Regions from separate parts of the Homo sapiens genome. Here region 2 is linked to region 1. A link is an interaction called in ENCODE POLR2A ChIA-PET data of the cell type or tissue named here. Cell type or tissue: OCI-LY7. All regions are shown on one strand.

Region 1 (2,500 bases):
TCTATGACGATTTCCTCAGGATAGATTTTAGCCAATGGAATAAATGGGTCACCAAGAGAAGCATATTGTAAGGCCCTGATACAGATTGCCTGCTGCTCCCCAAAAAGCCAAACCACAGGCTAGCTTTTGATAGCAACCTCACACACCTCTGCCTGCACTGGCCGTGGCTCCTTACAGCCACAGTCTGCTCATTCCTGGGATAATTTCTCTCCCAAGGAATCCAGTGTCTATAAAGCCTGCCTGTCTAGCACTGCAACCACATGAATCTCTTCAGTGCAAGTCTGCCCCATGGTTCCTTTCCCCTAAACTAGCCAAAGCATCCAAGAGATACAGGGAGGAATCAAGTCCCAGGCCCCAGGGACTCAGACGTGCTGCTACTCCAGTGTATGTGAGGCTTAAATTAGGGGTCAATGTGAAACCCATTGATCACATCCTTTGAATAGCCCCAAAGACCTCTCCTACATCTCCACCTTTCCCCCGGTTCACCCTGCTGTACACACACCCAGGAAATGATCCCCTTGAGGGGTGCTATCCCTCCCCAGCAAGGTTAACTGATGACCCAAATTATGACAACAGACCTAAGCCATCAACCCATAAAGCAACTTGGCCAAGAATCGAATTGCCTTTGCATGTCCCAGCAGAGAAACTAAACTCCAGGCTCAGTGTAAATAAGCTGTCTCTGGTCCGACGTCAGCCCCTCTTGCCGGCAAGTTATGGATGGCACTGCGTATCACCCATCATAAATACAGCCCCTTGGCTAAACAAAGCCGACAGCTTTGTGCCAATAACCTTTGAACCACTCAAGCCCAGTGTCAATTGTATTTGTCTTCAAGCTAGGTTTACTCGAGACTGTTTGCTAAATCAGGGCTCATCTGCGGAGATAATTCAAATATATTACAGGCACCAGGCAGACACAAGGGCTTCCCCCACCTGGCCTCACAGGGGTCACCACCACAGCAGCCTGCACATCCCCTAACCACTCAGCAAGTTATTCTGGGAAAGAATAAGAAACAAGGGGCAAAAAGAGACACTGAGGCCAGGATCATAACCTTGGATCTGCCACCAGCTCTCTGCGCAACCCCAGTGAAGTCACCAGACCACGTGAAGCCTCTGTTTGCTCCTGAATGCAGGGAGAACCTAGTCTTCTAAATCACAGAGAACTTATTTTTGGAGGCCTATTCACAAGCAAAATCGGCCTGCATGAAGGAATCAGCTCTGGAAGTGCAGAAATGCAGAATGAGTTCCCACCTCGTGCAAGAGATGGATGTGCCCAGAGCAAAACCAAGTCCTGCTGGGCTGAAGAGCAGCCAATGTGAAAACAATCTTACCTGACTCTGGTGGGGCAAGGGGGGAGGTTCTAAATAGATATGGTGTAATACATAGATACCTTTTAACAAAAAGCGCTATAAAAAAAAAAGGGGAAGCCACTCTGTGGTCAAGGCAGGTGCAGTTACCATGGCCACCGAGGCTGAGCTAATTTGTACAATTTGCATTTCCTGAGTGCCTGCTGCATGCCAAGCACTGGGTGCTGCCAGAGAGACAGGGACTCAGGCAAGGCTCATGCTCCCACAGCCAGGGACCCCCACCCCACACCCATTCTGACCACCCCACCCACCCATCTTCAAAATCTGGGGCCCTCTCGCCCAGGACTCTGAGTCCCCAGTGCTTCTCACCATTTGGGGAGCTTTGCCAAACCCAGTCACGAGCCTCTCACCTGCTAGGATCCCAAACGACCCCCAGGACGTGGGACCAAGACCCAGGGAAATACCCCACTTTGCTTCGTCTCATGACCATGAAGCTGTGGGTTTGATAGTTCAGGAGGTTAGGGTAGGAGGACTAGGGAGTCAAAAGCTGTGTTTAGATTACGTCCCATGAGCTGCTCTTGAAAATGAATGAGAAGAAACTCCACAAAAAAACTCTGTCAAGAATGGAAGGGCCAAAGAGTGAACACAGCTGTCAAGAGAGGCTCCAGGCAAGCTGGCCCCAGGCACCCAGCACCTATGAGCATCAGCTCCTCTTATCTGTAAAATGGGAATCACATGTTTTGCCCAAGGAGTCACTGCAAAGATCAGACAAAATGGGAACCATCAAAGCCTTCCACATCCTGAAACACGCAGGAGGGATTATTGCTGTTATGGTTATAAGGCTGTGCTTCTTGCACCCAGTCAGGAGGCAAGAGATTCGAGTTCTGCCTCTGGTTCCACTTCAGGAAAGTGTCCCCCACCACCCCTGGGCATCACTAGAATAATGAGAGACTTGCACAAGGCAATCTCTAAAGTCTGTTCAGCTCTGATGCCATAGGATTGATTCTGTGATGTGGGTTAACTACAGAGGCCAGCCCATGGCAAGGTGTCCCCTCAGAGGTCAGCCCACCCCCCACCCCCCACCAATATGATGGGAGGATGCCGGCAAGACCAGGGTCGTTGTCACTCACGTTTGGGAGCCTCACGCCTCTCTGGGATGCCGGACCCCTCCAGCTTCCACGTCTCATCTCAGCTGG
Region 2 (2,500 bases), 330 kb before region 1:
CAGCTCTTGTATATTAAATAATAATATGTATTTTTAAATTTTATGAAGACCTTACAGCAGGGCTATAGTTGGCTGAATCTGAAGCATTTCCTCTGCCTGCATGCGGCACTGAGTCATTGGCATGACCATGCCTGCCCCTAACATGGAACCAGGCCCAATTGACCTTAGGAGGATGTTCTGAGCAGTTAATGCATGCCCAGTCACTGCTGTGGTTACTTATGTCCTGTTTTGTGATGGGAGAGGAGCCAGACTCTGGGGCCATGTCTAGTGAGAATGCTGCTCTGTTCCACCCCTCAGAACAGTGCCACACACCCACACTGACTGTCCTCAGAAGGTGACCAGCCCTTAGCCGATTGGGCAGGGATGTGGGAGCACGTGGATGTTAGACATTCTGGGTCTAACTTAGACATTCTGGGTGACCCACTTAGAACTTTGTTTTTTGGCCCTTGAGTGAGAAGGAAGTGTGTCCAGGCCCTCTTTCTGCTCTCCTCTTCACTTTTGTTTCCCTAAAGGCCTTTTCTCATTCACTCCACATGCTGTCTGCCAGGCACCGTGCTAGGCTCTGTGTGAGAGTGCAGGAGTGATCAGGGCAGAGTGGCCTCTGCTTCATGGAGCTCACACTCTTGTCTGGAAAAGACAGCCAGCCAACCTAGATAGTTTAGAGACTGAAAGTGTTGCAAGGAGTAAAAGCAGGCCAAACGAGGGCCCAGGCTGCTTGGGGGCTTGGAGATGAGCTGGCCAGGGAAGGCTTCTCTGAGGAGGAGAAATCAGCTGAGCCCTGGAGAGGTGCCAGCCAGCCCCACAAGAACTGGGAAAGGGGATCTGCCAACCACTTATCTGTCTTGATGCGCCTGCTGGGTGCCAGGCCAGCCCCTTCCCAGAACATGGGGAAGCTACAGAGAGAGGGAGAAACTGGAGTACCAGCCTTCAAGCAGCTTAGGGTCTGGTCAAGGATGTGACCCCGACATTGTGCTCCAACACTAGGCAGACATCTGAGGGAAGTCCCACCCACTCAAGCTCTCCTTGCTGAGAGCTGTGATGTCCCTTGCACAGCTACACACCAACCCATCCCCACCCCCAAAGGGCTTCCTGTCCAGAAACAGGTATAGGCAAGAGAAAAGCTGTGGTGATGCAGGACCACCTGTGCTGCAAGGGGGGAGACAGGACTGCAAGTGGGTGTCAGGAAATGCTTTCTGGAGAATGCTTGTTAACCAGTTACCAGAGCTGCCCTGCTTGTTTAGGTGTCACTGAAGTTCCTAAGAAGGGATTGTTTTCTTCTCTGCATGGCCCAGACTCTTAGAGGTGGCATGTAGTCAAGCCCAACACCTGGCATGACAATTGCAGGCATGGTGATGGGATGTGCCACATGGAGGCCCATTTGAAGTAGCTGGGCCAGGCCCTCTGCCTTCCAAAGGCCCCTGTGGGAGAGATGGGAGGGGTCTGGATGCCCAGGGATTGCTAAGAGGACTGCTGAGCTGCAGTGCCAACCTAGGACTAGGTGCTTCTGAAGCAGGGAACTGGCATCTCCTTGGTGACCAGCTCTGGGGACCACTTGGGGTCCACTGTGTTCTAGAGCTGGGTGGTTTAGAGTATGGGCATTGGTGCCAGAGTTGCCACTTCTTACTTGTGGCTTAGGCAAGTCACTCACATCTCCATGCTATAGTTTTATACTCCGTGAAATGAGGATCACAGTAACTGTCTCATCAGGTTCTTATGAGGCTGATGTGAGAGCATGCATGTGAAGTCCTTATTCCATGCCTGGACATTGTAAGTGCCCAGATGTTAACTATTAACATTAGGGTTAAAGTATGAGAGAGGAAGGGAGTCTCCAGTAATCTTGTTCTTTTTCCTGTCTCTTGTCAATGACCAGAGCCTTCACACTCCTCCAAAAGGCACCCAGCATCCTCTGATAGCAGATGTCCCAATTTGAAGCTGCCTGTTGGTACTTGGCCAATCCTTGTGCAGTTTATGGAGCCAGCTCCTGACCTGGGGAAGAAGCAGGGTCCCATGAGTGATCTTTATCCACTTTACAGACTGGATGAGGCCCAGCCATTGGGCTTGACTATATCCTGAAATAAAACCCCAAGGAAAAGGGACGGTTGTTAGAAATACATCTTGTTTGCCATCTGGTTTTGGCTAACAAAGTGATTGTCCTCATCCCAAGTTTCAGCTTGTTTGACTTCCAGTCTCTAACTCAGGTCAGATGTTGCATATCCCTTTGGTGGTAGTCATAGGGCCACAACCCATCCCTGCCTCCATCTCCTAGAAGTGGGTAGAGAGAGCCTGTTCCTGTCAGCAGCACATCCTGTTACACTGATACTCATTTCAGCCAGCATCCACCTCACTTGGCATTTCTGATGTGGGATGGAATCCTACAAGCTTGGAAGATTGAGGTAGGCAGAGCCTGCAGTTGGTTCTGTCACTTACCTTGAAAATAAGTCCCAAATCTCTTTACCACCTTCCTATCCGGGACACTCAAATGTGTCCTGGACTCAGACAG

The links. Peaks named below come from ENCODE experiments on the same cell type or tissue, not always from the same donor. Only the 100,000 strongest peaks of a DNase experiment are listed, where the experiment ranks them.
Region 2: POLR2A ChIA-PET joins it to region 1 with 5 read pairs; 3 of 35 experiments call an interaction of 5 or more read pairs at or near these places.

The regions. Positions count from the first base shown.
Region 1 is chr5:135,052,457-135,054,956 of GRCh38, reverse strand. PITX1-AS1 (PITX1 antisense RNA 1) reads right to left here. Exons shown (of 6, transcript NR_161235.1): 2 at 2,435-2,500. Among named protein-coding and RNA genes, the nearest start is that of EPIST, 14 kb to the right of the region's middle. RefSeq lists an enhancer at 1,387-1,446. In OCI-LY7, no CTCF peak of the experiment used is centred here; DNase peaks (open chromatin) are centred at 836, 1,426, 1,912 and 2,199; H3K4me3 peaks cover 2,366 bases; H3K27ac peaks cover 2,500 bases.
Region 2 is chr5:135,383,994-135,386,493 of GRCh38, reverse strand. All of the region lies in intron 2 of MACROH2A1 (macroH2A.1 histone), which reads left to right. Among named protein-coding and RNA genes, the nearest start is that of MACROH2A1, 14 kb to the left of the region's middle. In OCI-LY7, no CTCF peak of the experiment used is centred here; no DNase peak of the experiment used is centred here.